Regions from separate parts of the Mus musculus genome. Here regions 1, 2, 3 and 5 are each linked to region 4. A link is a loop called in an ENCODE intact Hi-C map of the cell type or tissue named here. Cell type or tissue: heart. All regions are shown on one strand. Links, peaks and the distances in the headings refer to the core of each region. The heading gives the core; the rest is flanking DNA.

Region 1 (6,604 bases), core at 561-5,560, 590 kb before region 4:
CAATGTTCCCAACTTGTTGAAGATGTGTCTAAAGGCAAAGACACTACTGTTGGGAAACCTGAGTTCTTTATACAGTTCAGTTGCTTTATAATGCTTCACACCTCAGAAATATGTCAAGGGCATCCTCAAGCCCAGGCAATGACTACAAGTTTCTCCACACCCTCTAAATTCTGCACACATACATATTCACTTCAATGTATTTACTTAGATATATACTTTCCTTCTCAGATCCTTGACTACAGCGAACAATCTTAGTCATTGACATCCAAGCATAATTCTCATTTTTCTTAACATGTTTCCCCAGAAATAAACCCCTGTGCTCTTTAGTCTATGTTGTCTGCTCCTTAGCCATTCCTTAAGAATTTCACACAAATTTTCATAACAGACTGCACAACATCCAATTGGAAAAAAAAAAACCCATAGGATTTAAATAGATACCCCACAAGCTCCTTCACTCCATTTAGATCATTCTTCATATTGATCAAATAAGATCATTCTTCATATTGTCCTTAAACTAAAAATGGCTTATTATGAGAGTTCCAGGATCCTTGGTAAGATGTGGGAAACGAAGACAGTATGGAGGGGTGCCCCTAGTATCAAATATATAGCATTTAAAGGACTTACGAATATTCCAGTATTTTCCACATTTTATATTAAAATGCCAACTTTTGTGACAGAAAGAAATAGTAGGTATTTTAATAAGGACTTAGATACAAGAACGATCCATTTTTGTGCTCTTTTCCCTGTTATTATATACATTCAAATTTTTGCATTATATGTGTGGTTTGTACAAGAACTGTTCACATTAACCATGCGCCCTCTAGTGGTTTGCTGGTAAATATAACTGTTTGTGACAGTACTGGTGAATCAGGAGTTGAACATTGAAATCATACAGGCAAATTTAACTTCAAGAGCTCCCAAAATGACAGAATTCCTAAAATAGTTCCAAAGAGTTTTCTAAGAAAAGGAAAATTCTCCCAGAAATATGGCATCACTTGGAGGCAGTGGCAGGGAGATCTCTGAGCTTGAAGCCAGCCTGAGCTATATAATGAGATCTCCTCTGGGGTTGGGAGGTGGGGTTGGGTTGTCTTAACACAGTATTTCATAGCACAGTTGATAATCTACCATCTGCTTCTGTAATAAAAAAAAAAAGGTCCCATATCCTCGACTGTTTACTCACCTTAGTTATATTTGCATTAAAATGAATGCACTAAAACCATTTCTGTGCATAACGATTACATTAATATAAGGAGTCACTGAAAGTGTGTGGGTGATGAGGGCAGGACTGCTTTCTGGTCTTGCCAATCACACATGGTTTACTGTTCATTTACATTATTGGGCTGGTTTTGTTGTACACAGTGAGCAAGCATCTACTACAAGCATTTCAAGCAGCTGTAATCTTTAATACAGACCCCTTCATATCTGTAGAATTATTTACACTAGGAGAATCAATTGGGGGAAATCCTCAAGATTACATGAATGGTTGTATCTAAGGTGAACTAACTTTGTAATTACATTGCTCCCAAAGAGAAGTGCATCTGCAGGAAAAGCCAGCCACTAGAGGAGGCAACTGCATAGGCGATTTCTGAGCTAGTGTCCAACCCTCCATACAGTCAAGTTTATGCTTTGCTTTTATAATAAAAACATTAGTTATTAGTTTTTATAATACGTTAAACTAATGTAGTTAAAAGGCACTGGTGTCCTGATTTAGGAGTCACTCCTCAGCATAATACCGGGAACCTTTAAGCATTTAAGTCATCAGTTTATACGTCTAACAATCTTAGGTAAGTATCTTAACTTCTCCATGCCTGTTTCACCATTTTTTAACATGAAGATGATGGTAACTCCAGAAGATGTTCATGCATACGAGCTTGCGGGTGTGTTTCTTGTGTTTTTCTTTCTTTCCTTTTCAATCTTTTTGTTTGTTTGTTTGCATGTTTTGTTTTCTAGAGGGAGAAAGAAAGAAGGTGCGTGGAAGCAAGTGTGGCGGTAGGGGCAGATCTAGGATGAGTTGGGGGAGGGGAGACCTGATCAGAACATATTGTATGAAAAATTGTAGTACAAAAACAAAACAAAACAAGGAAAAGATGCTCATGTAGATAAATGCATAAGGTCATACACATGAAGCCATTAACAAAATTTCTCCCAATTCGTAAGTTTTCATTGTTACCTATTGTTATTAGCTCTGGGTTTGCTGCCCCCCACAGCAAAGTTACCCCGTTACTTTCTCCTTTATACTACTAATAACAAGATCAGGGCTTTAAAGTGACAAGTGCCCTCATACTTACTGACATCTGCCTCGACTTGCCTTTGCTAAAGCAGGTAGAAAAATGATAGGTGGGGTAGACGAAATCCTTTGATTTTTCTAGAGCGTTTTCAGGAAATGCCAAGAATGAAGAAGAACCTACGGCTGGCCATCAGTATCTTAGGGGTCCTGCCTCCCACTTTCCTCAGGGCACACCCAGAGCCACTGGGAAATTCCTTGTCTTAAGTCACCTTTCCAAGTGCTCTTTATGGAGGTCAATCAGTCTCTTTCCTCGCCTCTCTAGCCCAGGTGTGCTTTCTCTTGCACTCCTAGAGGGCATCTTGTCAAAGTGGACTATCTACAGACGCTTCAGAGTTGTTTAGTTCAGTGGCCAGACTACCTAAGTCATAGGTATTCGCCTCGCCCAACGCTCTTCCAAGTCCAGGTAGTGGCTCTGGAACAGAAGGAGTCCCAGTTCATTGAAGCGACTGCTTCTTGGGAAATGTAGTACTGAAGTTGGCCTCCTCCTTTGATTGCAGCCGGAAAACTACATTTCCCGTCATGCTCGGGGAAAGGAAGGCTGACCCAGGCGGGCAGCTCCACGTGACGACTCACTATGGCTTCCCTGTGTTGTAGCCGGCTGTCTGGTGGGATTATGTGATTTGTTACTTCTCCGAGGCAGGGTAATTGTCTCTCGACTTCGACATGCAAAAAATCAAATCTCTCATGACCCGGCAGGTGAGTTCTGTTTTCTGAACTAAAGAGCTTCCCGCTCCCGGCTGTGAGAGGCGCCGAGACGCCCAGTTCCTTGGTGGCGGCGGGCGTAGGCTTAAGTTATAGTGGGTGGCGGGGCTCAGGGGTGTTGGGCAGCTAAGTAGTACACTGGAAATCTCAACTGAGCCTCCTAGATCCGACCTCGACTCCTTGAAAGAAGTGTCTTCCTACAAACATTTCGTTTAGACAAAGCCAATCAGGGAGCTGGGCTGTCTTTGTACCTTCTCCTTTGCTTTAGTTTCCTTTCCAGGACAGCCTTAGCTGCTTTGCAGCGTCCCCCTCGTCCTCACTGGTGGTCGTTTGCCAGTAGGTGCCCTGGAAAGTGAGGTGGGGTCTGTGCAGTAGAGAAAACTCGAAAGAGCAAGGGTGAAGGCAAAGGGCTGTTTGTAGCCAACATTGGTAGTGTTGTGGATTGGCAGTAACTCTCCAAACTTGTAGCTGTGTTTTTGGATTTAAACATGGGAATGACAATTCCTTTTCTATCCCCCTCCCATCTCAAAGTATCGCATTGTAAGTCACCAGTAAGCTAGTATATGTCAGCATTCTTTGTGTATTGCTACTTAAAAAATAAAATTCTGACAAAGAATTTTTTTTTTCAGAATGATAATTCAGGAATAAGACTGGTACTATATCTTGTCTCACATATGTTAGAGCTTCCTAATACTGTGTCTCAACTTCCTTCGAGGAGTTGAAGAAATGTATGTTTTTTTTAGGTATTTATTGATCATTTTATTTCAGAAACCTTTGTTTTGACTGTAGCATTTTTAGCTACTGAAACATAATTAGAATTTTTCTTTGTTTTAATAAGAAAGAAGTGCAATTTAGATGAGTTTTAAAATCATTGTGGCTTAGAAATGTTGGTAGAGTCCTTTCTTTAAAGCTTCACTTATAATTTCTTTTTCTTAACAAGAGAACAGAAGACTTCTTGTCCTGCTTGAGGATTCAAAGTGTCAGCAGTAGTGGGACAGACACTTGTAATTTCTTATAGACAGTACGTACGTGATCCTTGCATAATGCTTTTCTTTTTCTTGATTTGAGTCGAGAAACTAGGAAAAAATTTTCTATGAATAATAAAACAAACAAGCAGGGGGCAGAGGCACTTAGCAGCCTTTCACGTTGTTGGACACTGGCGCTGTGCGTCTTGCTGCTTCTTACTTGAGAATAGGTTTGGAGGCTGCTCCATCCTGAGGTGAGAGGAGAGGGAGCAGACACTCAGGAGCCCCTCAGATTTGGATGACTACATTCTGGTTTTGCGTTCTGTCTCCTTGGTCTTGCCTGTTAAGCAGCATAGTCCATTGTCTGCCATACAGCTTATAAATACCTTGGGCTGCTGCATTTGGGTTTTTTCTTCCTAAGGTTGGTGCTCTCCTTAAATTCCAAAGAATTCCAGAGAACTGGTGATAATATATCCATAATGTTTGTAAATGTAATGCTGACTCTGCAGAAAGTGTGAATTCTTAAGCCTCACACAGTTTACTGAATTATAGTAGGTTATATCTGTAGTTAGTTGGAGAAAAAAAATCTTTAGAACGTATACAAGAAACTACTGTATAAATAATAGTAATGTAAAGTTAACAGGTTTATGCAAATGTGTGGCCCTAATTATATATGTTTAAAGCTCAATTTATACATATATTATTATTGTGCTGTTGATGTATATTAAAGAGATGAAATTCTGATTTATGAAAATTTAATTTTATTTGGGTTCTCTCTCTCTCTCTCTCTCTCTCTCTCTCTGTCTCTCTGTCTCTGTGGCTCGATTGCTCACCATTTTGATTGTTCTTTGCAGAACGTTCACAGGGATGGGTGCCCTTAGTTAGCTGGCCTTATGTAGATGAGACCTGTGACTCATCGTTCCTCACTATGCTGGCTTCTGTTCATTCAGTTTTGTCAAACTGAATTGAGTGTTGTGGGCCAGGCACTATTCCAGCAGATTTGGGAGAGGCAACAATGAATAGAATAGACAGTGAGTGCTAAGGAAGACTTGGTGAGGGAAATGTTTCAGGGAAATGTTTGAGGAGAAGGAAATAAGGAGGCCTGGAAGGCTTGGTAATTTAAGTTCAATTATATCTGTAGATATGGGCTGGTCCTAGAAAGCTTCAGTGCAAAAATAATACAAAGGCCTGAGAGAAGTGAGTGGGTGAACTGGATTAGTGGATAACAGCAGAAGAACAAATTCAGGAACTATTACGGTCCACTGTAGGCAGACTACAGGGAATAAAGGAAATGGCCTTAGGAGATGATGTTAGGACGTAGGCAGGAAGCAGGTGACACTGAACTTTACAGGTCAGAGCATGCCTTGACTTTTGTTCTGAGTGGCCATTTTGGCCCGTTTTAGTAATATACTTAAGAAGGGAGAAAAAAAGAATAGAGACTCCAGAGACTGCTGCAGTGATCCCGGTGGTAGAGAGAATGGGCCTTCACCAGGATGCTAGTGGTGGACATGCACGGAGGCTGCGCCATTGTGGACCTGATGTAAATTCCCTCCTGTGTTGTGTAAAGAGTCAAGGGTGGCCCAATTTGGTTTAGCTCCTGTAGTTAGAAGAATAGATTTATCACTTTGTGATATGGAGAACCCTGGAGGAGCAGTGATTTCAGGGAAGAGGGTTTTAGACGGTTTTATATGAAGGCTGCTTAGATATTTAAGTAGAGACTTTGACAAATGGGTCCGAGTTTATGGGCAGGAATCTGAGGCATAGATAAACCTTCAGGAATTACAAGTCTATTGCAGCCAAACACAGATAGACTGGCAGACAGCATTGGCTGAAGTGAAGTGGAATGGCAGTAGATATATGAAAAGTCCAAACTGCTCTTTCCATTTAATATTAAGAGATGGATTTTGCAGAGCAGACTATGAAGGATCTGTCAGTGACGTATGAAGTCTGTAGCAGCCTGATGCTTAATAAATACTTACTGAATGAATACGGATAAAGAAGAAAGCATAAGAAAAGCAAGGATTTAAAATATGCTGTAGATCCGTCAGGTAGGACTTGAGTGAGAGTCAGCTTTGGGACTGAGCAGCCCAGGAGCCATGGGGACCTGGGAACAGCCCACTCTCCCTTCCTATCTCTCTCCTTCCATCCCTTCCTCTTTTCCCTTTCTCTTTCTCCCTCTCCTTAAAATTTTTCTTGTTTTTGTAGTTTATATTATATAAATTTATTTAATTTTTATTTGTATGTTTTCCCTGCATTCACTTCTCTGACATGATCCCCTGGAACTGTAGTCACAGACAGTAAGAGCTGCACTTGGGTACTGGGAGTTAAACCCAGGTCCTCGAGTGCTCTTAACTGTTGAGCCCTCTCTCCAGCCCAGACAACAACACTTCTTATGAAGTGGTGGGGAAGAAATTCTGGCTAGGTTGGGCTCAAGTCAACTATGTTGGGGAGAGAGATGAAGAGAAATTATAAAGACTCAAGTCTTTCTAAGATGAGAAGGGACAAATAGCTGCAAAGGTCATTTTGTCCTAATAGGACAAAATTACTAATTTCATAAAAGGAGCAAAAGGTTCATTATAGCTGTACTCGAAGTATCTTTATTGTTGATTGATTTGGACTGGAGAAATGGCTCAGCCATTTAGGCTACTAG
Region 2 (6,604 bases), core at 826-5,825, 170 kb before region 4:
AATACTCAGAATTGTTTTACATTTGGTGACCTCAAAAATATGGCCATTGTGTCATCTAATAAATGATTCAAATCTTTTCTGCTACACTCGCAACATCTGTAAAGTGAACATGAGCTAATATTAAGGCTAACAGTCTCGTCTGTGTGTAGCAGCCATTCGTGTACTTTTGAGGCAGAGGCAGTCAGATGATGAAGCTCCATGCCAGAGATTCCATTTCAAAATCGAATTAATTAAAGATCATATAAAAGTATAGAAAATCAGAACAAAAGACCAGGGAGTACTTGGCTCAATTTCATGATTTTAAAAATGCCTTTTAACTTTTCTTTCAACACCCATATGTGATGATTGGACGCCTTTCTCCAGAACTGGCCTATTATGTCTTAGGCCATGTCATAGCCGTCATCTCAGGGTCAGCTACAATAACTCTGCAACAAAATAATCTGGTGTGGAAGCCCGAGGGATACTTAGGGGCAGTGTCATGGGCACTTCAGAAGGCCTGGTGCAATGGCTGCAAGATTAACCTAGGAGGGAAAACAGCTTTCAAACAATCAACACCAACCTCTGCTGACATTAGAACCCAACATCTTCTACAGTGAAGTCCCAAACCTTTTCTATGCTCCAGTGCTTCCTCCCTCAGAAGTGTAACTTTTTCTAATAATCTGCCCTTGCTTATGCTAATGTCCGTGTATCTGTTTCCAGTCCCTTGTTCTGGAACATAGTGGTCTAGAACCCTTTATAGTTATCCACTGGATCCAGTAGCCACTCATATTAAAACTACTGTGTAATAACTTTCCTTACAAGTATTTAGGCAACAGTAATACAAATACAGTGTATATAAGTGTGTATATTTTCAGTTACTTGGATTCAGTTTGAAAGTCATAAATACATAAATAAAACAGGAATTATTTTCTCTTAGCAGCAATGCCTCTGTCATGAAAATTTTATTATTGGTCAGCTTCACTAAAATGTGTGTTTTAGCTTCTTTTGGGGATATTTTCTTCAACTACATTTCTCTCCCCCCCCCCAACTACATTTCTATGCTATCTAAATTTTTATTTCTTTTCTTCCACATTATCATCTTTTATCACAAAACTTATAATTCAGCTATCTTTTAGGGACTGTGAAAGGCTTTGACATCTAGGTGACTGTATAAAGACACTTTAGGGACCAGATCCCCTGAATAAAGCGTTGTGGTAGCATCTTGCTCTGGTTTGAATGCAATTAAACTGTCAAAGCTGGGAACTATTTGCAAGATTATGTCTGAGGAATTCTAAAACAATATTGGTTATTGTAGATTTAAGCATTGTCAAGTTGGAATTTCTTTGGAATTCTATCTCAAGAAATCTACAATCAACTACTTTATGTGTTTTTCTGTCAAATCAGTTTTCAAATCCATTCAGGATGAAGACACTTGAATACACCAACAACCACATATAATTCAAGTGAAATGCAATACATGGTATAGAATTTACCTAGGATATTTAATCTAATATTAAAAACTTCTAATAAGTAAAATACTGTATAGCCCTCAGTTTATAAAGGTGTGTGTGTGTGCACACACATGCATGCAGATGTGCACAAAGTACATTTCAACAGTCATAAAGATAGTATACTTGGAGTTCAATCCATAAAAAAATCATTTAAATCCCACACGTCCATTTCATATACTTCTGTATATCTTTCCAAATAAAGCCAAAGGGGTTTTTTAAATATTATTTGTAGACTGTACCTACATTATATTATGTTTTACTTTGAATTCGGGTATAATGCAAATCTATTGCTGAAGAAAACTGCAGTGATTTTGAGTGTGGCAGAGATTTTCTTTCATACCTCTGGTGTGAGAAAACTCAAGAGTTAGTGTGCTAGATGTTGACACAAAACTCCCACAATGTTTATGGTCTATGAGTTCATGCCCATGAAATTTGGGGATCAAAGAGAGTTATGTTTTTCTTATAATTATTTTATTTTGTTTTTTAAAGAGTTTTAATTTTTATGTGTATGTGTGTGCATATGTGCAATGGAGTTGAGTACCCTTGGAAGACATTCCTAGGGTGAATAGGAAGTATCTGTAAAAGGAGAAATAAGGAGAAAGTGGACCTCCACTCTGGTCTGAGAACTGAAGACATTTGAGCTATGTTCCTTCTCAGTACCTGTGACCTTTGGCAAGGATGCAATTACGAATGTGGAACATCTCTAGTTTTGAACCAAGGAAAAGCCATTTGTTCTTGGGATTCTCTGCCTTAAGACTGTCTGGCTAGTTTTTATTTCCTGTTCTCACCATCAGTTTACCTACTTAAATAAATATCTGAAATCTTTCAAATCACACCTAGAAGTTAAATTAAAATAGAGGTTAGGGCAAGTAATAAGCAGAAAAGGATCAGGGACAAAGTTAGCAATAGAACAGAGTGCAGCAGGGTTCCATTCCAGAGATGATCCCAATGAAGAGGAAACAAAGAAGACAGTCCAAGGTCAATCAGACAACTTGGCTTCCAGACAATGATTGGTCCGTTAAGTATGGGAAGTATGTACTCCAGGCACACCATTCTTGGGAAATGTGCTTCTGGGAAGAGAACACCTTGGAAAGAGAGGCCTTCTTTGGAGGCACGCTGACAAGAGGTGAAAATGCAACTATGGACAGAAAGGTTCCAAGAAAAAAAGTATCCTCAAAGATGCCTTATGAGAGGAAGAAAAGAGAGGAAAGCACAACGCTCACTAGAGGTCTTGTACTTTGTTGTAGAAACAGAAGAGGGAGCCAGTGAAGTAAACATTTAGTAAATATTAGGAGGCAATGTTGTAAACGCTACAACTCTTTACAAGCCTCCTCCGCTTAGAATCATCTGTTGTCATTCGTACAGTTCATCCCACAGACAATGTCATGAGTGGATTAAGAAAGAACAATTCTCAGAATGCAGTTAAAGGGTCTTTGAAGAACATGGGAAACAGTGGAGGAGAAAACACAAGTCACAAACTCATATTCTAAGAATGAACTCTTCTGAAACCTCACTCTTCCCATGAATTGTTCATAGTTGGATAAGAAGCACCTCCGTGTCTTTAGGACTCTAAGACCTGGTTTAAGACTTAAAACTCTCTACTCTTAAGTTGTTGGCTGTGGAGTTTGAGCCAGCCTAGAAGAAATGCCAACAATCTTCAGAGAACTGTAACAGAATTTAGTATATATGTAGTAACATTCCCCATGTATGAGGTACAATTCGAGCTGATTTGACATATAGGGAATTATATTTCAGGTTATGATTGATGCATTAAGTCAAAGGCAACATAGATTTTGCAATATTTTTTAAGGACTAAAAACCTATTGTAATATGCTCAAAAGGATTTTTATGAGAACTTTATGACTGAGAATGTAAAATATTTTACCAAAAGTAGAAAGTATAAGAAGCAGAAAGAGGCATTTTATAAATATAATATGCACATTTTTGTGCTCTAAATAGTTATAAGAAAAATATTTTTAAAATGAAAATAATAAAATGATGGAATTGAGTACAATTCAAAGAAATTAATAAAAGAAAAGGTAGAGGGGGGAGAAGTATCTAAAAGTTATCAGGGACATTTGTAGAAAAATGCAGTTAGTCCTTGTAGAGCTGAGATAATAGAACAAAAATAATTGAAGATATAATGGTGGAAAATCTTTGAGTTTGATGAAAGGCATAAATTTACAAATATAAAAATACAAAGCAGTAAGTAGGAATAGAGATATAGATATGACCATTCCTAAAGACATGGCAAACAATTTGCTAAACAGAAATAAAGAAGAAAACATTCTGTAGAGAAATTTATTTGAATGACTATATATTTCTCATAAACATAATTAGAGCTAGAAAACAGTGGATCAATATCCTTAAAGTGCTGAAAAAGAAATAAAACTGACCCTAAATTTCCAAACCTCAGTAACCAATATGGATTAGACTTTCCTAGATAAAATATGACAAAAAGAGGTTTTATCTAGTAACCCTTCACAGACATGAGAGTATTTTTTAAGTATAAAAGGAAACTATACCAGATTAAACAAAAAAAGAAACAAACAAATCTCCATGAAAAGAATTTACACTAGAAATAGCAGTTTATTCATTCTAAAAGAATGTGTTTTTTCTTAATTTGCTAGTAAATGTACGTATTAAATTATATTCTCTGAAAAATGTGATTAAATTATATATTAATAGCAATATATAACTTGAATAATCGGAAAATATTTAAACATTAACACATTTTAATAACCTATGAGTTTTATCTAGAAATATTAGAAAGTATTTTTATTTTAACAATAGTAGGACTGCAACTTATCACAATCTGTGATATGCACCTAGAAAGCCAAAAATACCTGTCAATCATGTCTTTAAATCCTAATAAATAAAACTGTCGAATTTTATGCACTACTTGTATCTCTCATGAAGAGAAGAACAGCATCTGACTCAAAGATTTCATACCAATGGGTTTTGTCTCTATTTCTGTTGTCAGGATATGCAATCAAATTAGTAACATTTATAAAACATTTTTTATTAAAAGCTTTGAAATGCTCAAGGGCATACTTTTACTTTTTCCACATTTGCAGTGTGCTTAGAAAACAGCTAGGAATGAAATATAAAGATAAACATGGTTCTGGGACTGAAAGACTATGGAAGTCAGTTGGGAAACAGATAAGAAAGTCAGCAGTATGCCTGAAAATTGAGCCAGGGTGTTAATGTTCTTTCATTTTTTTCTCCCATTTTTCTTTTCTTCTCTTTCCAGTAGAGATACTAGAGATGAAAAACCAAACCAACAACAACAACAACAACAAACATGAGGAAGTCCTCACTAATAATAAAGGCAAAGTAAAAGAAAGAATAATCGGTGTTGAAGCAAACTGAGGAAACGTTCTGTAACTTCTAATAACTCTTGAACTTGATCAGAAAACAAAGTTTGGAGACTAAACAATAGATAATAAATAAATAAATAAATAAATAAATAAATAAATAAATAAATATAAATAAATAGCAGGTCACTGAAAATTTGAGGAGATAATGTAAAAATTCCATGATCCAACAAAAGTCTAAACAGTATATCAGAATCTGAGTCATAGAGCAAAGCTAGTTTTAAAAACTAAAAGTAGAATTGTCATAGAGTCTGCTATACCACTCCTGAGCATGTGTCCAGTGCTTCCTACAGAGATAATTGCACATCTATGTTTATTGATGATCCATTGACAATATCCAGTGAATGGAATTAATACACCAGTTTATTGATGAATGGGTAATGAAAATCTGGTATATGCACACAGTGGAATATTACTCAACTGTTAGGAGGAATGAAATCACGGAATTTGCAGGTAAATGAATGACACTGGAAAAGGATATATAGTGAAGTCACTTAGGTCCCAAAAATAAATGTCACATGCTGTTACATTACACACACACACACACACACAAACACACACACACACACACACCACACACACACAGGGCATATATTTGAGAGAGAGTTGAAACTGGTGTGGAGGGAGAGGTTGGACTTGCACAGAGAAGATATGGGAGGGTTTGGAAGGACGTAAAGGAAGAGGAGACATACTATAATTATATTTCAATTAAGTAAAAATTATTAAGGAAAACAGCCCAGCAAAGAAGGACGATTCCTCTTGCCCCAGCCTAGTGGAGGAACTACTGACAGTTGATGACTGCTGAGGGAGAAAGAATCACTTTTCTTAGGCTAAAATGGCCATTGGTAGATTGCCCATGCTTCATTGGATGACCATACACACGGAGACATATGCACAGTACTAATGGAGCCTAGAGATTCATTGGCTGTATCTACAGGGACTCAGTGTTCTGCCTTTTTACAAGTACTAGGTCACTAAGAAGAAAACACAGTCCAGCAGCCATACTTGCGTTTGATATGTGAATGAAGAAAATATCTAATAAAAAAAAAAGAATGTCCCAAAAAGAAGAGAAACTAAAGAGTAACATCAATGAAATTATAGAGAGATGGGAAAACATATATCATACAAATAATAACTTTTTTGTTCTAAACATGTTTTCTATAATAGGTCATACCATGTTTTAGGATTTGTGGGTAATACACTGTCATTAGTAATTATTTAAATCTGTCTCTGTTCCTGTCTTTGTAGTATGAAAGCAGCTATTGATAATGAATTGAATGACTACATTCTGAAAATGTTGTATTCATAAAAATCAGCCTTGTTTGGTTACACTTTCCCAATCTTTGGTACAGCTGGAATGCTCATTTTTTTCATTATTTGAGAAAATCAGAAAATTCACTGGGATATTAAAGATTGTAGGGAAATGAAACATGAACATTAATAAGGAGATTAAATTACCATATAATCTTTTCATATTATTAAATAAAAATGAATTTGTATGTGAAAGTTTCAACTAAGAATTTTAGTAATTAAAATACAGTGTTAATCCTTAAAATGGGAGGAGAAAGACCACCGGCCCAAGGTCATCTTGCCTAATTAACTAAAGCAAACAACTAATTAAAGCAAGCTGTTTTACTTGTGTACTCAGGCTGCCTCCTCAACCCGCAGGTGAAGTTTGAGAGGTCAGCACCGGGTGTGAGGAAGACAAGCTTGTTATAGCTTAGGGGTAGTGGTCTT
Region 3 (6,604 bases), core at 846-5,845, 120 kb before region 4:
GAAAAAGAAATTAGAAATACTGTAATACGAGACTAAGAGACAGTGATGCTCAGTGGAGTCTAGCTGGCAAAAATCCCACAGACAACTCATGCTGAATCCAAAATACTGAACCATTCAAAACAGGTCTATCTCGAGTCACTGGGACGGGAAGCTTACCAGCTCTATTTTGATTGTTCTATTTTTTATAAAATTCAGAATTTAAACTTATATGTGTGTGTGTGTGTGTGTGTGTGTGCATGTGTGTGTGCATGCGTGTGTGTCCTATGTTCTATGTTTATATCATTCTGCTCTCTAGTCAACACCTCCCATACCCATCCTTCTCAATTTTATAAGCTAAAATAATGCCTTCTAAACCTGTGTATTTACATACTTTTCAATGTAAAGAGTCATTAAGCCTCCAACTAGACATCCTAAAATGGGCTTAAGTTTCAGTACATGGCATACTTTGACATTCTTGGGCGAGTGCCATCACCTGAAACATTTACATGCATTCAGTACTTGATTATTCAGTACTCAACACAGTACAGCAACACAGCTCTACCAAACTCTTGGCCAAAGAGGAGGTCCTGATTTAATTATTTTAAATCTGTGTGTCTCTGCTACAAGAACAGAATACTTTTTGTGATATAATTACCAAAAAAAAAAAGAAAAAAAGAAAAAAAAAAGAAAAAAAAAACAGAAACAATACTTGGGAGCCACAGCTTTTCACATTTCAGGGTTTTCCAAATTCTGGAACATCTGCATATGTGCAATGAAATATCTTGCAGATGGGGTGCTAGGATTCAGTTCTAAATAAGAATTTCATAGTGCTTCGTATCCCCCCTCTATGCAGGATTTGAAGATAATGTAACTCAATAATATTAGTGCACCTGCTCTTTTACTGTTATCCATCAGCTGAGGTCAAGTGTGAAAACCTTCATTTTGGAAACAAGGCCAGTGCTAGAAAATTTCTGATCTCCAGTTTTTACATTACAGAGTTTCTAATTAGAGATGCTCAATTGATGTTCTCCAGGAACAAGAGAAAACGTAGCAACTTTTTGCTAATAGCCTTGTCACAGTCCAAACTTGAGAGCTTTGCACATCATTAACCTTCAGCTTGTACCCACACATGGAAGCACATAATAAGGACATAATGCTTCCTACAGGGCAGAAGCTGTTAAAGTCAACACACACACACACGAGAGAGAGAGAGAGAGACAGACAGACAGACAGACAGACAGACAGACAGACATGCAGTCACACAGGTACACACATAATTGTATAATCACCAGCATACAAACAATATTAATTTCAAATCAAATTATTGATCTTCATATAAAAATTTTAAAGGAAGACTTGAAATAGAAGTGCCACAATTAAAGTACTTACTATGTTTCCGTGGTTCACACAAGCCCTTACATGTAGCTTCCTCAGAGAATACATTTATAGTCCTGCTACACAGACCAGGCCTAAGGGGCTCACATGTCATGGTATTCAGGTTGAAGAAAAACCGTATATTGGGCTTATCACATGGATATGTTTTTAGCTCTGATCGACAAACTGGAGGAACTTCTGGGGGACAGGAAAGCAATAAAACACGTTATTCAAAGTAATCTTTCAGTTTTATGAAAAAGAGCAATAAGTCAGTGAGGAGTTGGGGCAAGAAGAATAAACCTTGTTCACTTTCAATAAGAATGTCAATGGGCCTCTCTTTGACTAGGCCATCTGATACATATGCAGCTAGAGTCACGAGCTCCGGGGGGTACTGGTTAGTTCATATTGTTGTTCCACCTATAGGATTGCAGATCCCTTTAGCTCCTTGGATACTTTCTCTATCTAGGTCCTCCATTGGGGACCCTGTGATCCATCCAATAGCTGACTGTGAGCATCCACTTCTGTGTTTGCCAGGCCCTGGCATAGTCTCACAAGAGACAGCTATATCAGGGTCCTTTCAGCAAAATCTTGCTAGTGTATGCAATGGTGTCAGCGTTTGGAAGCTGATTATGGGATGGATCCCTTGGTATGGCAGTCTCTAGATGGTCCACCCTTTCATCTCAGCTCCAAACTTTGTCTCTGTAACTCCTTCCATGGGTGTTTTGTTCCCAATTCTAAGAAGGGGCAAAGGGTCCACACTTTGGTCTTCATTCTTCTTGAGTTTCTGTGTTTAGCAAATTGTATCTTATATCTTGGGTATTCTAAGTTTCTGGGCTAATATCCACTTATCAGTGAGTACATATCATGTGAGTTTTTTGTGATTGGGGTCGTGCAAACTTTATATGCCTCAGTACAGGGGAACGTCAGGGCCAAGAAGTGGGAGTGGGTGGGTGGGGGAACGGAGGGGGGAGGGTATGGGGGACTTTTGGGATAGCATTGGAAATGTAAATGAAGAAAATGCCTAATTAAAAAAAGAAAAAAAAATAAGGACATATGCTCCACTATGCAAAAAAAAAAAAAAAAAAAAAAAAAAAAAAAAAAAAAAAGAATGTCAGTGGGCATAGCAACTATGGTAGTCATCAGGGGAGGTCTTCCAAAAGTGAATAGTACTATCATATGACCCAATTCTATCAAAGTCAAAGGTGTAGATAAAGCGTCCTGAGTGTACACATCACAGAAACATCTGCATATGCTTCTTTCTCCCCGTACTGAAGAGCTGAAGAACAGAGACACCCTAGTTGTCTAGTAACAGATGGATTTTAAAATAAATGTGGCTGAATTACGATGGAATATTTTTCAGATGAAGGTAAGGATGAAGTCACAATGTTTCTATGGAAATGCAAAACATGCAACACTCAGAAAGACAAACAGCACACATATCCTCCCGTAAACACTCTAACTTGAAGAGTATGTATGATGGAAGTATGTATGATGGCAGGTGGACGAGTGAAGCTTGGGAGGAAATAGATGTGGGAAGAGGGGCAAAGAGTGTACAGAGCACATGTGCCATGAGAACTGGAGATGTGACTACTTGGGGATAAGGGCCAGCAAAATGGGACAGAGGATGAGGAAGGTTCAGAGGGAAGGCAAGAACAAATAGTGGTATGTATGTATGAATGTATGTATGTATGTATGTATGTATGTATGTATGTGTGCATGTAGGAATGAGCCTAATAAAGCCCGGCATTTTGTATGCTAATCCAAGAAACTAATAAGATGCTAATAAAAGCCAAAGCAGCCTTCTTAGTAGTACTTTCAAAACATTACCATCATTTCTGAAACTACTGGGGGACGATAACCTTATTTCATACTGGAATAGTGAACTCCAAAAGTTCGCCCGCTCATCTGAAGGTAAGCTTTTGATAGACAGAGTGAGCAGGTTTGACTTGATTGTGATACAGGTTTCAAGTTCCGTAGAAGACCCTGTTATTCCCACCAATACATATTTCTTCCTGGCTGAGTTCCTTGGTGACCAAAGCCCCACACCATCCTTAATTGACCATCCATGTATAAAATGACAAAGTAAAAGAAAACAGACTCTTGTGAAGCCTGGCTGTCTATACCTCTACACTAACCCAAGTGTAAGTTAACAAAAGTAAAGTCAGATAGTGAGCTAAATCACACTTCAAAAAATAAGAACCAATAAAAAAATATTCTCTATGGACGGGTAATCGACAAGAGGCAACAGTGGTCTCAAAGACGTATTTCTGCAACTAATGTCCTGTCTGATGCGGAAGAGCACTCCTGTTTTCCCCTTGCATTTATTGTGACTTGAGAAGGGCTCATTGTATCTTTCCCAGACAGAGGTGCAATGGAATCTGGTAGTGAGATAAACTCTGTTAGTGGTTGTAGATTGGGAGTTCTTTTGGAGAAGCTTCAAAGCAATCATGTGGGAGGTGGGCATAAACTCTGGCCCGCCCCTTTTGTGCCGAGGCCGGTTATGTTCTGTCACCCCCAAACACTTACTCTCGATACTTCCGCAAGTCTGTTGGCAGAGGTCCCGACTGTGGAAATTGTTGGCATTGCCCAAGCAGCCTCCATAGTTGAATCTGCGGCACTTTTGCTGGTCTCTGTCATAGTAGAACTTGGGGATGAGGGCCTGACAAGGTCCTGCGTCCAAGGGCAAGAGGCAGATCTCTAAATTATTCCCTGTAAGAGGTCAGAAGGAACGAAACGAGGGAGGCGGTCAGATTTGGTGCCTAGCAGGGACTGGAAGATCTGACTCGAGTTCACCACAGAAGTTTCTGAACCAACTAGGGCACGACTTCCCCTCGGTGGCGGCAGGGACCTAAAGACAAGGAAGCGGATGCGGCAAGGGGGATCCTGGGCAGATACCTTGGGCAGACACTGAAGTGAGACCAAGAACGGAGCCCACCAGGAGCAGCGGCAAATTCCACAGTTGCAGGGGCATAGCAGGGTCCATAGTGTTGGGTGGTGCTGTGGTTCTCTGGACGCCTGGAGGGAGGAGAGTGCTAGTCGCCTGCTAGAAGAGCAGCCTTTAAGCCACCCCTGGACCCCCGACGGGGCGGAGCGCATAACGTGGCTGATTCACGCCTTAGGCAGAGCTCATCCCGCCCCCGCGTTCAGTGTGTTCCAAGAGGAATTTCCTGGGAATTGAGAAGTTGAGCCTGATTCCCAACGTTTTGCTTGCAGCCAAGGGGTGATGCCTGTGGAGTGCATGTGTGTCAGTGATGATGGGAAGTGGGCTAGCCAGAGGGAAATTACGGTGGAGGATTGCTCAACGCACCAGTTGCCAATTTGCACCTTCACCTAAAAGAAACCTGAATCCCAGAGCAGGAGTTGGAGAGAGAGAGGGAAACGACAGATCCACTGTTCTTATGGACTCTTGATCATCCCAATGGACTCTGAGATCAGAAATCTATTCCAAACGGATTCCGCTCAGTAGAATTTTTAGGGTAATGCTGATGGAATCTCCCTATAAAAAGTCAACACCATAATCAAGAATCGCAGCACAGTTTTTTCCTTTCTTTTCTGATTTTCCTTTTTTCTTTTGAGACAGTCCCGTGGATTCTAGGCTGGCTTTGAATTTGTTATGTAGTCAAGGATGACCTTGAAATTTTATCCTCCTGCCTTCACCTCCTCCTGGTTGTTGAAGAACTAGAGTTTCCATCATTGCAAAGGTTTCCTTTGAGATACAAGCCTGTACTAAGGCAGGGCAGCTGATTTCTGTGCCCATACAGAAGCTTTGGCCATTCTTAAATTTCATATGCATGAGATTCTAAATGAAGTACTCTTTAGGTTTATATTTTTGTTAGTTTTTTTAAATTTAGTTTTATTTATTTACTAATTATTTATTTGTTGATATTGCTTTTTGGAACAAGATCTAATGTAGGCCAGGCTGACTTCCAATTGGCTGTGTAGCGAAGGATAAACATTAACAAACGACTGCTGCCCCTTACTCTACCACCTCCTAAATGCTGATACTAGAAGCCCATGTCATGCTGACTGCCTGAGGATTTGTGATTTTTCTCAACTACTTTTTTGGTAATATGCCTATGTTGTGTTGTCAGTAGTTCAAATTTGAAATCCAACATACAAATACCACAGAGTCTCTAGCTTATACGTATGAATGAAGGTGTGGAATGTAACTTTTATGATTCCTGCATAAGGGAGTATAAGAAGCTGCCACATGGTTATCTGGGATGGTTTTCCATCCTGAGAGCAATGATGATCTTTGCAAATGGAACATAAAAGTCCAGAGAGATCTGCCTGGCAAATGGTCAGCCCCTTCCCACATATCCTAGTCAGCACAGCTAATAAAGTCCAGTACTCTCCTGATATAGATTAGATTATGGCCAACCTTTTGTTTACATGGCATCAAAATCAACATTTAAATTTTACATAAGAATTTTAGGGAAAATCGAGGGGAACTTTAAAGGACTCTCTTGATAAACATGTCTTTACTTCTTTCTTATTTCCTCTTGTTTATCTGACATTCTTTTAATGAGTAACTATCCCTGATTTTTCCTGAAAATACTAGGAATTTAAAGAAGATCTCTTTCAAGCTTCTGGAAGATTCTGAAGAGTACAGCAGACTGGTTCCCAGTAGTCCAGTACTCTGGGTAGGTTTGTGCATAACAACGTGCCCTGTTTTCAGGTCAAAGGGTAGAGTCAGATGACTTTGGAGACTAGCCTGGTCTAAAAGTGCGGCTAGCATTACTAGATAGCAACGATAAAGGACAGTCAGAGCCCTGAAAGCTTAACCACCAACTGGGTGGGGGAGATGAGGAGAAAGAATGCGCGAGAGGCAGTTGTCTCCCTGATTTACAGGTGCCATACTTTGAAGGTGGCCAGTTTCCAGCCAGGCCTTAAGCTTCATCTAATGAAAAGTTGGGCAGAGGTGAACATTATCCATGAGCCAGAGCCAGCTTAGCGTAGAAATCACTGAGATAGCCAGCAGATTCTAGAAGACAATCAACTTCCTCCCACATTCTAGGGAGAACGGGATTGGGTCCTCCTAGTCCTTTCCATGCAGTATCAGAGAAGGGGAATTTTCGAGATATTTCACCAGGTCATGTTCAGAAGAAAAGGTAGTTCCAAATTTACATATTTACGTATCCCCTTCTGGAATGCAATGACATATATCTCCAAATCGAACTAAGATAGATTTCAAAGACAGGTACCGAATGGGAGTTTTACCTCAATGCTGAAGATTGTTATTTCATGGCCC
Region 4 (6,604 bases), core at 763-5,762:
AAGCTGCAGAGTAAAGAAAAGTGATCCCTTAGAATAAACAATCATGAAAGAATGGAGACCCAAACCATCCCATATTACCAAGAGAATAAATTAAACATGGCCGCGGCAGGATACTGAATTGGCTTCTGCCCTCCTAGATATGAGATTCTCAACAGAACGACTCCTTGGTCTCAGTCAGCCGTTGAGAGGCCACCCTGTTGGATGGCTCTAGAACTGAAAGCTTTAATATTGGGACCGCAGAAGAACAAAGCGCACCAACTTTAATGTAGTGGAAGTGACAAAAGTGTGTAGTATGTATTAAAGGGACAAGATTGTCCATGGCTGGAAGCAGATTCTCTAATAACCTAGGAAGATAGAAGAAAGGGATACCCTTAAAGCTAGAGGATACCGTAGGCTCAAACAGCAAATGCAGTAGCAATGATAGTAAGAACAATCATAGTGACAACCGAGAGAGTGGGTAGCAGTAAGTCTAGTAGCTGAAGAATGGTTACGTGTGAATAAGAAACTCTTTCAAAGCACAGCACAATTTAATTTTATTGAAGTAGCAAAACTCTTGAATTTTTATAGCTCTGACTATATAACATCAAAACTGACCTCTACACTGAAGTATAAAAGCAAAAACTAAATGTGTTCATTTATCATCCTAGATCTCCATAAACATACAGGTACACACACACCCTACAACAATACTTAAGTAAATACTTATAAATGAACTAAAAAGGACATTTTTCCTTTACTGTAAACCAATTTTGTCAACAGCAGAATGTCTTTTGCTTCTCTGGCCTCTTGCACCTAATGAGCACTTTCTATGTACCAGACGCCTATATTTCTCCGTTTACCACAAAAGCCATAACAAAATGTTAAATATTTCAAAGAGAGGGGACAGTTGCACACTTGCTGGCTGGCATGGTCTCTCTCTTTCTCCACACATATTTTCAAACAGATTAAAAGCTGGAGGACAGGGCATAGTTGTTTTTCGCAGCTCACCAACTAAAATCAACACTTAAAATAATCTCTGCAAACTCTTAACAAGATTTAAGATCTTCAACTTGTTTAATGTGACTAAGTAATTCTGGATTGGATAGTTAATCACTGGACAACTTCATTAACTAATTTGTCCAAAATTAATGGCTATTTTGATTTATTTCTTTTGTTTTGACTCTCTAGCCTATCTTATACTTAATTTCAGAGTTCTTCTACTTTGTTCTTTTAAAGCAAAATGTTCCTTTTTTTGATCCAGAAATTTTAATGCAGTTGCAAATTTGATCTTTCTTCACATCATCTTCCACCCCCAAACAGAAAAACAAAACAAAACCAACTAAGGTAAAATAAAATACTACAATTGCTATTCCAACTGAGATCCAATTTTTCAGTGAGAATTAATTACTACTATGATGAACTGTAGAAAGGCGAGTCTTGAAGGTCATTTCCAGCTGATGCCATCTGAAAAGTGCTACTTCCTTGAAGCAGGCCAATTCATTTAACAGCTCCTGTGTAAGGTGGCAGGTTTTACATACAAATGCTTATCAGACTCACTATTATTTCAAATTTCAAATTCAGGTCAGCACACAATGATACTTTTAGGTCTTCATAATTCAACACCAATTTAAGTGATAAGCATACTTAAACAAATAATTACCCCTCTTCTTCACTGCACTTCAAAAAGACTTAGGAGGGGACTCTTGCCTGCTGATTCTAATTTAATTGAAAATCTAATTTAACATCTTTCTGAGTAATTGTAACATACAATACAAGTCAGAGATAGAAACCTACTGTCAAATCCCTGACCTGCACGTATTAAAAACAGTACAGCACAAACAAAATTCCAATAGGCCAGTGGCCTACTGATGAATGTAAAGTCCTTGAATAGTCAGATCGTTCGGGTGCCTCAGGGTCCTAGCTTCACTCAGAGTGACTTCATCACCACAACCTCTTGTATACATCATTCATAACTACCCTGAATCTTGTTTGGCCATCTTCTCATCTGGGACTTACTTCTCCCAACCCTCACAGTCACCAGCATCCTTCAGGTTCTCCGGCTCCAGGAAGCCCACCGTGAGCCATGGATTATTAAGCCCCCACTGCATTTACTATCCGATGAACTTAACCTGTACTGGGATGAAGTTACCACCTTGGATCGTACTTTGTCATCTGCTTCCGCAGCAATTTATCTTCTGCTCCACAGTAACCCTGAAAGCTTTGGGAAGCACATGGTGCGTCACAATAAATGTCTGCTGTTATTAGTGTTGGAAAAATGTAGGCATATATGACTAATCATGTTTGAAAATAGTTCTTTAGGTTATTTGAGATGAACTAATTTCTTTCAATGACTGAAAGGATTCATAAAACTAAATTTACAACTTCTTCACATGCAACTACTTATTGACAACCCTGTCAATCTATATTACTGACACCATTCAAGGCCCTTATTTTTCAGTGGTTTTAAAGTCCACACATTCTATTCCTATAACCAACCTTATTGAAACTACTACCATGTCTCTGCACTGTCATGAATATTGTGTTCCTTCTTACATAATCAAAACCCATAACAAGCCGTGAATTATGAGTTGCAAAAGAGGCTTTAGTTTTCATACCTAACTTTAAGTGTTTGTCCATTCACTGGCTTTAACACCTCAAATTTTTAAAAACTATTTTTTTTTTTACTATTCCAATGTCTGCCAGAACAGCAACATCCTTTTTAATATTTCACACATTTTTTTCAAGCATTCTGCCCTTCCTTCTTTAAGACATGGCTAATAGAGAAAGAACTTCAGTTATTACTAAGCTATTCCTTCCCCTGACCCATTTAAGTCATCAAAACCAACATCTACTGCCTTAGCAGTGGGACAAGGTCTAGGTCAGAAGTGTTCCAAGTAACTCGCCTTTGACCCAGACCTTTCATAACAGGCACTTTAACAATAAGGACACGTAAATTCACCTTTGTAACTCACGGTTATCAAACTAACGCATCATTATTAGTGGGCTTAAAGCTTACTACTCCCCAAATGTCATTTCTTAAAAAAAAAAAAAAAAAGTTAAGATCCAGAATGAGTAAAGCAAAGGAAACAGCAAGGCTTGGGAAATTGGGTTACTCCCCAAACTAGCACATAGAAAAAGAAAAACTTATGCTAACCAATTCACCGCTCTGTGCAACCTAGCATATAGGTTTAAACTTTTGTCTAAATACAACTTCAGGAAACCGTTCGGAACTAGGACACAGGAAGAGAACCTTCTCCAAAGAACCCAAATAACTCGCTTTTGAACACCAAAGTCATTGACAGAGGGCCGGTAGTCTCCTCCCACAACCCTGCTCCCGACTCAGCAGGTCCTAGGGTCCCCAAACTTCGAACCTCAGCACTGTTCTTACCCAGGCCTGCACGCCTCATCCTGCCAGGAGAGGGAAAGGCGGGCAAGGAGGAGTGAGTAGGAAAGGGCCAGGGTCACCCGACCTCGGCTTCAGTCCCAGGGCTCCTAAGAGCAACAACTTTTTGCCTCAGAGCGCCACGACATCAGTAAAGTCTAAACACCGCGCCGGTTTATGTCGTCACTCGGACACATATAGGCGTCCTGAAATGCGATTACTAGTTGCATTCTGGGAAATGTAGTTTTCCGTCTTCTGGGGCACTGGGTAAGAGGGGCGTGGTAGGAACAATGCCTGGAATGGGCGGGGCTTCCGGAAGGGCAGCGACAGCTGCTGGGGCTCTAGTCCTGTTATTCTGGGTCATTACTTAATCCAGAACTTTTAGTATGGCACTTTTTGATGTTAGTGCCAACTTTAACCTGGGAGAGTTACCCCTCCCTAGCCGGGATGATGGTTGACTCTTTCATGATTTTCCCTTGCACTCCCGCTCACCCAAAGTCAGAGGTGAGAAAGTCAGTGCAAACTTTGTTCAAACAGAGTCTCATCTTACTGTCTGAGCCTCTTAGCAGGAAAGGAAAATCAATCCTCTTCCTTCCTGATCCTGCCCAGTGGAATAGTTAAAAAAAAATATATATATATATACACATATATATATATATATATATATGTGTGTGTGTGTGTGTGTGTGTGTGTGTGTGTGTGTGTGTGTATGTATGTATGTATGTATGTATCCTTGCAGTAGAACTTCCGGGTAGGGAAGTGGGGAGTCTCAGCTTCCTAACGCATTTGATCTAAGTCTGGAAAGAACTGTGATATTTAGCTTTTAAACACTCCACCCTACTTAGAGCTTTTAAAACGTACACACAAATACCTCATACTTGTTTCCATGGAGCATGTAGCCATCCTCTGCTACATATGCAGCAAGTACCCTTAGCTGCTGAACCACCTCACTACACACATTATACTTCATAATAGAAACACATTGCACTAACACTCTGCCCTCAGCTTACTGTGGTTTGATGGCTGAAAGAAAGAGTCTAAGTTCCGCCTTCTTTGCTTCTATTGCTATGTGATAATTTTCAATTCAACTAATACAGAATGTGAGATGAGTATGGGGATATAACAAAGATCCTTGATGATTTTATCACAAGTTCTTATTCAAGTACAACATGTGACTATGGGAACTATAAGTGTTCATACTCGAGCATAAACATGCCATCTTCACCTTGTAGCTTTTAATATCTTGCAAAATTTGATGAGTCAGAGGGCTATCAGAATCCAGAGCATATTAATGAAGAACAATAAAAACACTTATTACAAATATATCATTTGCACATGAGCATGTTATATTATGCCATTAGACTTCATTTGCATGATACAAGATCAAAGACAAAAATTATTAAGAGTTTCAGAACAATGAGGCACACCAAACAAGTGTGGGGGTTTGAGCAAGGGCACAGGGTCACTACATTGGCTGCATAACCATAAACTTGCATTTGTCTTAGGAAACATTTTTTGATTATTCAAGGTCATAATTCATAGAAGAAGAGGAAAGAAATGGGAATATATGAATGAGATTGATGTGACAGAAAGATATAGGTAGATAGGGATAAGGAGGTTGGTATAGATTTATACACAGAGAGACAGAGATAGGTAGAGAGGGATAAAGTGGGTTGATGTACATATATATGCATCAAGGCTGAGTAAAGTGGACCATTTCAAATAACAGTGATGTTGAGAGGAGAGGAAGTTGGGTAGTTTGTAGCTATGATATCTCAAGGGAAAGGAAAGAAAGGACAGAATTTTATGAGGCACATTCCTTCCAAACTACCAACAAAGCAGGTTTGTATATAGAATAAGTGGCTTCTATAGTTAATGATACATATATGAATGAAATTCTTGTGATAAAATAAGTCCAGGTAGTAAAACATGGCCTTCAAGATATGCATGACCTTAGGAGACCCAAGGGATGTGTGGGATGTTGGAGGGTAGCACTGCTGCTGTCTACTCTGCCGACATGCTTCTCTCTTCCATTGCTTCAGGCGCATCACTAAATCCTGGTTCTTTTTAATTCCAGCAATCATTAGAGGCACATGATGAAGCTAAATTTCAAAATGGACACTCTGGCACCTTAATAATTGTATTTAATTAGTAACTTAAATTGATTTTAAATTTTAAAATTTGTTGACATTTGTAAAACACCATTTTAGATTAATAGAGTTAGATTTCATTTTCATGGTATTTGCTTTAGAAGGCCATATTTCCTACCACTCACCATCAATTTGCTCAAATTCGTAGTCATTTTAATAGTGTTTGTTATTAAATGTGTTGAGTGATCATCCTGATAGATTCAAAATGCCAAGAGAAACTTAAAGCCTACAGCTTGTTTCTTTTCCTATCCATGGATCGAACACGGTGACAGACACGTAATAAGCATCAGCATACCTTGTGGCTTTTTAAACAATGGTGGAGATTAGTTTTCTATACTTAAGAGACAAAAAATATTTTCAAGAAGGTTCTTCAGAGGTTGTTGAAATATGCCCACTAGTTTTATTTATAAAACTGATATGCAAATGTGGACTTGAGGAAATACTGACAACAAAATGCACACATGCATTTAAAATGCAATTCCCTCCCCTCCCTCTGTGCTATCTTCTACCTCCATTCTCTGCTGCTAGTTTTCTGTAGTGGATATCTATCTTTCCAGTTATACATACATGGTGATCTTTTAACTCTTGATTTCCAGAATAGAGCATGGCTGTGTCACCTGTGTACCCAAGCAATGTCATCTCAGTTTGTCTGAGTTTATGGAAGTATTCTGTAACTAGAACCCAAAAGATCCAGCTTCATTACCTTGTCAATCACACAGGCAGCTGAAAAGGTCTATTTCTTCTGTATCAATATTCACCTCAATGCATTCTTGGCTTTAGTTGCTTTGGAATCGTCAGTAATATTAAAATTATTTAATAACTCTTCCAAGAGTCATCAATAGTTGACATCTGCATTTCAAAATGATCATCTGGTATTGCTTTAAAACATTGTGATTTCAGTAATATTTTCATGAAACAGATTCCTACTGCCTTTGTTAAGTAGAAGTTTCTGATTGTGTCATGTGATGTAGACTCATGTGGTGTTTTCCAGAGGCAAGACTCACGAGAGGACATGTGATCTTCTGAGAGAGTATAAATAGGAGCCAATGGACAGTAATGATAGCCTTGCAATGATCTAGTGTCTTCACTAATC
Region 5 (6,604 bases), core at 729-5,728, 82 kb before region 4:
ACTTCCCAGCACAAATTTCCTCTTGTGGAGTCGGCCTTGAGTATAAGCACAGGACACTTGGTCACTCCCACAGCGCTGGTACCATCACTGCATGAACATATCTCAGTTTTTTGGGATGAATTCTTAAGCAGAGCCCAGAACTCCTCAAAGGGCTAGACACACTAGCTGTGCAGGAAGCTCCAGGAATCCACTGATTTCTGTCCCAACCTGCAACCTATCGCTGTAGATTATTAACAAGTTCCACTGTTCTACGTGTTTATTAAGGATCTGAATTGAAGTTCTCAGGTTTTGAGTGGCAGGCACTTTTACCAGTCACATCATCTCCGTACTCTTTTTCATTTATTAAACAGATTACTATAGATTTTGGCCAGATGCTTAACAAAAGTTTATTCTGTCTACACCTGCAGTTTCCTTATGGTATGACTTAATATCTTAGTCATGCTACCCTGTAAATAACTTTCTCATGGAATAATGCACAGTATAAAGTTGTAACACAGTTGAATCCGCCAGTACAAACTATTATTTTTTTTTTAAATATATACTTTTAAAATTTTTTTTTACTCTGGGTGCTGTATAGGTGATTCAGTTCTTGCTTAGCATGTATGAAACACAGAGTCCTCGGAACAACAGCAGGGACAGGAGCTAAAGAACTAAAACAAACGGAACTCCTACTTTAGAATACTGGCAATGGAGCATCTCCACAAGGATACTTGGGAAATTCCTTACTGTGACTCTTCTTTGGGTCTTAAAGTTGAATGCCTACAGACCCCTCCACTTTTTAAAGTTACTGCATCATTTTACCACCTAAAACCAAATAACAATAAAACATTTCCACATTTTAGTTTACTTTATTCAAACAAGATATGCTGTGAATTTTCTGAGAATGAAAGCAAAAATATAAATTAATACTTAAACTTTAAGTCTCATAGGCTGAGGAACATGCTCATGAACCAATATGGATTTATAAATATATATCCTTGCATGCAACTAGCTGATTAACAAAGAAGAAATTTACTAGCCAAAATAGTCTATCATTTAAGACAGATATAGGTACCTTAATTTTCTTTGCCAACTTATTTAATTTTGGTATAGGACCTGTTTACTTTAGCCCACATTCATCTAAGTTCCTTTCACTGGCTTACATAAGCTATTTTTAGCCAACCTTTTGACATTAAGACATAGGGAATTTAAAACAACAACTGGGTTCTTCAGACAGATGTGAGTTTGTCTTGACAGTTCACTAAGAAGCCAAACTTCACCAGACAGTCCAACTCTCAACCTGACAAATTCTGGTATTTCAAATACAAAAAGTCCAACGTTTAAACATTTCCTTTGTTAAAAAACAAAAACAAAACCAAAAACGATTGAGCATATTTAGGTCTTAGAGACACCACACACCCCAGCAGCTCACTCTCTTCCTTCACTTCATAATTTTAAAATGGGAAAACAAAACATAAGTGAATTTTAGCTATGATGGCTCAGGAAGAGTTGGAAGGACTACCAAACAGCACTCATTAAATAGCCCATTGTTCTTTTCATCTTAATATATTCAGTGAGGACAGTCAGCAGAGCCTGGTGAGAAACTGCACAAACAAAGCTTGTGCTTACTAAACAATGATGGGTATCTAAGGTCAGGTACCCTGAAATATTCAGTTAATGGCTCCACTCTTCATCCACATTTAACTATGAGTTGGGAGGTTGTCTCTGGGAAGAACAGGGAGTCGAGTACTGCAAGGGCAGGTTTCCTACGTAAACGTTATATTTTACTTGTCCTTGAGCAGTATGACCAACGGAGCCAGTAAAGGTTGGCATTGCCTGCTTAAGTATGTCCCGGTAGACTCTCCTGGCTATCCAAGGCTGCTCTCTGTGAACCATGTTCTCATAATGTAGGGATTCTTCTGCTTCTAAGTGATTTTGCTGCTTACATCCAGGAAAGGAAGTCTGCCAGGAATTCAAAACGTTAAAAAGCAAGAAAACTGCCCCTTCGTGTAGAGGAGTATTCCCAAAACTTGCGGGGATGGAAGAAACTCTGGAGGGGATTTTGAGCCTCTGTTAGGCTTCTCTGGGTGTCCTCTATTCTCCCAGAGTTACGTCTTCCTTCCCCAAAAGTGAAAGCTCTATTATTGAGAAGCCAGATGGTCATTTAATGACAGGAAACACCCCGCATCTCAAACCACTTCTGTCCTCCAAACATATTTTTGTGAAAGGCCTTTTGAGCTTTTAGGAAACCACGTGGAATGTGTCAACACAATTCTGCTGTATACTTCTGAGACCTAGCTAGGTTCCATATTGCTCTTCTTTTCCTCCCCAATATCCACTTTCCCCACTACGTGTATGGAAAAGTTATATGCTGTGTATTTTTAAAACTTGGAGAGGTGAAGGATCTAAGGATCCTTAGTTATTTCCTGCTGAGTAGTGTTCCTTTCCTGGCTTTAAACAAAACCCGGATGTTAAGTTGGACACACACACACACACACACACACACACACACACAGAGAGAGAGAGAGAGAGAGAGAGAGAGAGAGAGAGAGAGAGAGAGAGAGAGAGAGAGAGAGAGAGAGAACAAAAGTAAAACTTCTGTCTCCAGCCCAGCAGCTCCCCCGGGCGTGGCAAGAGTCCTGTGGCAGTCCAGCCCAGAGCTGCGACCTGGTCCTGTTCCTGCAGGGTCTGCAGCCTGCCCAGAGCAGCCAGGAGGATGTCCCATATTTAGGCAGACTGCCTGGCTACAGGGCTGCTGCGGCCTGGAGAAGCCGCCCTGAAGTTGGTTGGAGTCTGGGAAAGGCCATCGGGAGCAGGCTTGGGCAGGAAGCCGAGCCCCCGGGGAGCTGGGAGCTGCGGTTCCCGAGCCAGTCACGTCCTGCGCGCGGGGGGCGGTAGCCTGGGCCCGCGGGTATTTGGGGAAGCGTCCCAGTTCTAGGCGCTTCCAGTGGCTCCCTTGCACAAGTGACTTCTGGGCCCAGTTCTGGGGCAAAGATGCCTGCCCTTCACATCGAGGATCTGCCGGAAAAGGAAAAACTGAAGATGGAGGTTGAGCAACTTCGCAAAGAAGTCAAGTTGCAGAGACAACAGGTAAGGTGGCTGGCTATTTCAGAATTCACTCTCAGAAATGCGCCAAGGTCAGGATTACTGGATTAAACGATGAGGGGTAGGGGTGGGTGTCTTTTTCTGGGAGCTTCTCTTTAAGGGGGCTCCACCTTCTAGATGATGTGGGGGAATCGCAAAAGGTGAGAAGAGCCAGGAACTAATAAGGAATCTAAAGCCAAATGTTATCAAGACAGAGTCCCAAACAGGGGAGACAACCAATCCCTTAAAGGGCAGCTGGCTTCCATTCTGGAAAGGACGGTGTATGATAGAATGTTTCTAAAACCACATTGAAAATCTCCCAACAATTTTAGCTTTAATTTTGCAAAGATCCTGACTCCATTGGGACTTGAGAGCACTGCCTGAGTTTCTGTTATTTGCAAATTGTATGCAATTTCCATTTTGTCTTGGAAGTGTGTTAAATGATTAATAGACTTTACTGTATTGACTTATAGACACATAATTACATTTATACTGTATGGGATATGGCTGCAAAGTAAAATAAATAAATAAATAAATAAATAAATAAATAAATAAATAAATGCAGGGTGTGGTGGTGCATGCCTGTAATTTTCAATCACTTAGGAGGTGGAGGCAGGAGGGTTAGGAGTTCCAGGCCACCCTGGCCAGTCAATGAAAAAATACCCAGGAGTGTTCACTGAAACTCCATGGAAAACTTGGAATTTTTACTTCAATTCTTTGTTGATAGTAAGCGCCTTGATTACATTAATCTTCTTTTCCCACTCTGTCAAGCAACCAGTCGTTTAGAAAAAAAAAAAACTTTTGGATAGCTTGTTCAATTTGAAGAAAAGTAATTTTTTCCCCAGAGCAAGAAAAATTTGGACTGATATTATTATGACTTGTACTTTTTTACAGCCCAGTCATTTCCCTCTCCCAGTTGGTCCGCCCTCCCACAGAGTTCCACATCCCATCCTATCCCCCTATCTCTCCCACCTTCCCTCCCCAACGAAACCTCCCCACTCCCTGGGGTCTCAAGTCTCTTGCAGGTTAGGCACATCTTCTCTCACTGAGGCCAGATCAAGCAGTTCTCTGCTGTATATGAGTGGGGCAGGGATGGGGGGCTCATACCAGCTACTGTATGCTGCCTGGCTGGTGGCTCAGTGTCTGAAATCTCAGGGATCCCCACTAGTTGAGACTGCTGGGCTTCATATGGGGTTGCAGTCCTCCTCAGCTTCTTCCAGCCTTTCCCTATGGAGTGATGTTATTTTTAAGAGTTTGGGATTACTAGGGCTCAAACTCTGGGCACTGTGTATGTGGTCACACCTGAGCCACACCTCAGGCTCTTTGACATTAGCCTTCTGTTTCAATTATTTGAAAGAATGAAGAAATAGAAATGAAGCAAATTATATAAACAGGCTCCAAACACATTCATGATAAAGCTTAATACTCCTGAATTGTTTTTGGGAGGTGCTGGAAGTTTTTGAGTTTTACATTTTTATGAAATTTCCACTCTGATTTAGCCCGTTGCTTCATACAAATTCACACTCTTCCTCGATTTTGCAGTGGGATATTCTATTTTTCCTGTAACTTTAAGAAATCATGTGATTAGAGGAATAAGACAGCTGAGAGAACTAAGGGATAACATTATTTCTTGGAGGGGGCTGTTTTGACTGATGACAAACCCCAGAGTTTGGCCAGTCTCAGCCAGAGGGATTGCACATTAAACAGCATGGTGTATGGTGTGTGCTGAAATAATACTTAGCCTTTGCAAAGCTGGAAAGTCAGAGTATTTAGCATCATTGTGTAGAATTTACAGGGTATAGGAAAGGACAAGTTGCAAAGTCGACATCAGGCAGCATCCTGGGTGTGCCGATGTACAAGTCAAACATCCTTATTTACAGTTTCCAGGTCAGCCACCACAGCCCTGGGGTACACCCTACAGCACAGGTTTCCTAGAACATTCTTGGTGTTTGCTAGGACAAGAGAAAGATTTAGAGTGATTCTTCCAGGACACAAAGTGGATGGTGGATCTCCTTTCCATTCCCAAACTTTTTATTGTAGCTATGACATATAGACGATTATAATGATGCTGGGTAAGCACTGTGGTGCTTGGTTTTCACTCAATCCCTCACTTGAAAGAAGAAAAACCCCCTCAGTCCCAGAAGCGATAACCAGTTCCTCACTTAAAGCCACAGAGCATAAGGCAGGTACTTCAGTAGTCTTTTTCCCTGCACCCTTCCGGTCAGCCTGTCCATCCTTCGTTAACACCTGAACTCTGTGTTAACTCAGGCCAAGCAGACAAAGACGCAGGTTATATCTGCCTGCAGATAATTAATTATTCGTCAGGTGTATCCTCTCAATCACAGAAGGAGCAATTACCCACTTTTGGAGATTAGGGATCTTTTCAGAACCCCAATGAAAGAGCCTCTGCAGGAAGAGTGGGGACCCGGATCGGATCATACCGTACCGGGATCCGATCCGTCTGGGACCACAGACTCCGGATTTAAACACTCCCTTATTAGCACTGAGAACTCCCTTAGAACATACACACTAGAAATGCTAGCAGTAGTTAGATTTTTGGAAAGATAGTATTTATTATCATATTTTAATTCCTGTAACTGTTTGACCTAGTTTTCCATTTTGGATCAGTGGGTCCCACACGCGGCCGTGCAAACAGTACTTTAGGGTATGGGGAGGAAATAATGAAACGATAAGATTCCTATTTCTGTTTATTTTTGAATGCCACTTTTTAATTAGTAGTTTATTTTTCATAATTATGCAAAATGCGTTAACACTGTGCTATCTACACGTGCTTATTACTGGTGCATTTTGGAGATGCATATGTAAGCACATTTAGAGAGAGTCACTCAAAGGCTACTTTTCATCAGTCTCTAACTTTTACTTTAAACTTACCACTTGCAAAACAGACTGTTCTGAAGACACTCAGTCTCACTCTTCATTTCCAATTTAGTCTCTCTTTAAAAAAAAAATAAACCTGCAACTTGTCTCTTAAGGATAGAATTCTTAGAGAGACAATTCAATCCTGTCCCATGAGAAGAAAAGTTTAAGCAGATTCCCTAAATTCCAGAGTCTCAGTTTACCCTGCTAAGCCTCTAGGGAAGCTTTTAATATAATATTTGTTTACTCATCAGAGGGGTTTTGAGGCAAGACTCAGAGTGAGTTGGATAGGAAATTCTAACATCCCTGTCAGCCTTTCCCTGCTGCTTCTATGACTCTAGCTGTGACTCCATGGAATTCTGGAGTACGGCATGCCCCCTTGCATGAGACATGGGGTGTGGCACACCCTTAACACCTGGGAACTGCCTTATAGCTGCCTGGTATCCAGAGATTTTGAACGTGGTAGCTCTGTTATATTCGCGTCTTAGAGAGTAAGGAAATCATGGGACAAGTATGAATAGAAGATCATGGGTGAACTATTAATACAATGACTTTCAATTATTTGTTTCTTGAACAATATTTTTCTCAAAGATTATATGACATATAAATAGAATAATAATCTTAGAGTAGGAAAATATTTTTTTAGAAATATGATGGTTTATTA

What was found. Hi-C counts contacts between places; a loop is a spot of excess contacts. Peaks named below come from ENCODE experiments on the same cell type or tissue, not always from the same donor. Only the 100,000 strongest peaks of a DNase experiment are listed, where the experiment ranks them.
Region 1: it touches region 4 in a loop (12-fold over the local background); 11 of 42 quality-filtered maps call a loop at or near these places.
Region 2: a loop joins it to region 4, with 3 times the contacts of the local background. A loop is called at or near these places in 3 of 42 quality-filtered maps.
Region 3: a loop joins it to region 4, with 6 times the contacts of the local background. A loop is called at or near these places in 2 of 42 quality-filtered maps.
Region 5: it touches region 4 in a loop (3-fold over the local background); 6 of 42 quality-filtered maps call a loop at or near these places.

What each region holds. Positions count from the first base shown.
Region 1 is chr6:3,495,573-3,502,176 of GRCm38, forward strand. It overlaps Vps50 (VPS50 EARP/GARPII complex subunit), which reads left to right and starts at 2,821. Exons shown (of 28, transcript NM_024260.5): 1 at 2,821-2,983. The coding sequence starts at 2,951. It also overlaps a transcript of Hepacam2 not described here. In heart, for the core only: CTCF peaks have their summits at 824 (motif pointing left) and 2,730; a DNase peak (open chromatin) is centred at 2,799; H3K4me3 peaks cover 1,532 bases; H3K27ac peaks cover 943 bases.
Region 2 is chr6:3,908,735-3,915,338 of GRCm38, forward strand. No RefSeq gene overlaps it. Among named protein-coding and RNA genes, the nearest start is that of Tfpi2, 77 kb to the right of the region's middle. In heart, for the core only: a CTCF peak has its summit at 2,737 (motif pointing right); no DNase peak of the experiment used is centred there.
Region 3 is chr6:3,963,989-3,970,592 of GRCm38, forward strand. It overlaps Tfpi2 (tissue factor pathway inhibitor 2), which reads right to left. Exons shown (of 6, transcript NM_001381907.1): 3 at 3,880-4,062; 4 at 1,369-1,551. Among named protein-coding and RNA genes, the nearest start is that of Tfpi2, 22 kb to the right of the region's middle. In heart, for the core only: no CTCF peak of the experiment used is centred there; DNase peaks (open chromatin) are centred at 3,913, 4,143 and 4,453; H3K4me3 peaks cover 1,084 bases; H3K27ac peaks cover 642 bases.
Region 4 is chr6:4,083,410-4,090,013 of GRCm38, forward strand. Bet1 (Bet1 golgi vesicular membrane trafficking protein) reads right to left here and starts at 3,521. Exons shown (of 4, transcript NM_009748.3): 1 at 3,368-3,521. The coding sequence starts at 3,386. In heart, for the core only: CTCF peaks have their summits at 3,400 and 3,628; a DNase peak (open chromatin) is centred at 3,602; H3K4me3 peaks cover 1,279 bases; H3K27ac peaks cover 1,016 bases.
Region 5 is chr6:4,001,343-4,007,946 of GRCm38, forward strand. Gng11 (guanine nucleotide binding protein (G protein), gamma 11) reads left to right here and starts at 2,645. Exons shown (of 2, transcript NM_025331.2): 1 at 2,645-3,069. The coding sequence starts at 2,974. In heart, for the core only: no CTCF peak of the experiment used is centred there; a DNase peak (open chromatin) is centred at 2,779; H3K4me3 peaks cover 2,267 bases; H3K27ac peaks cover 2,345 bases.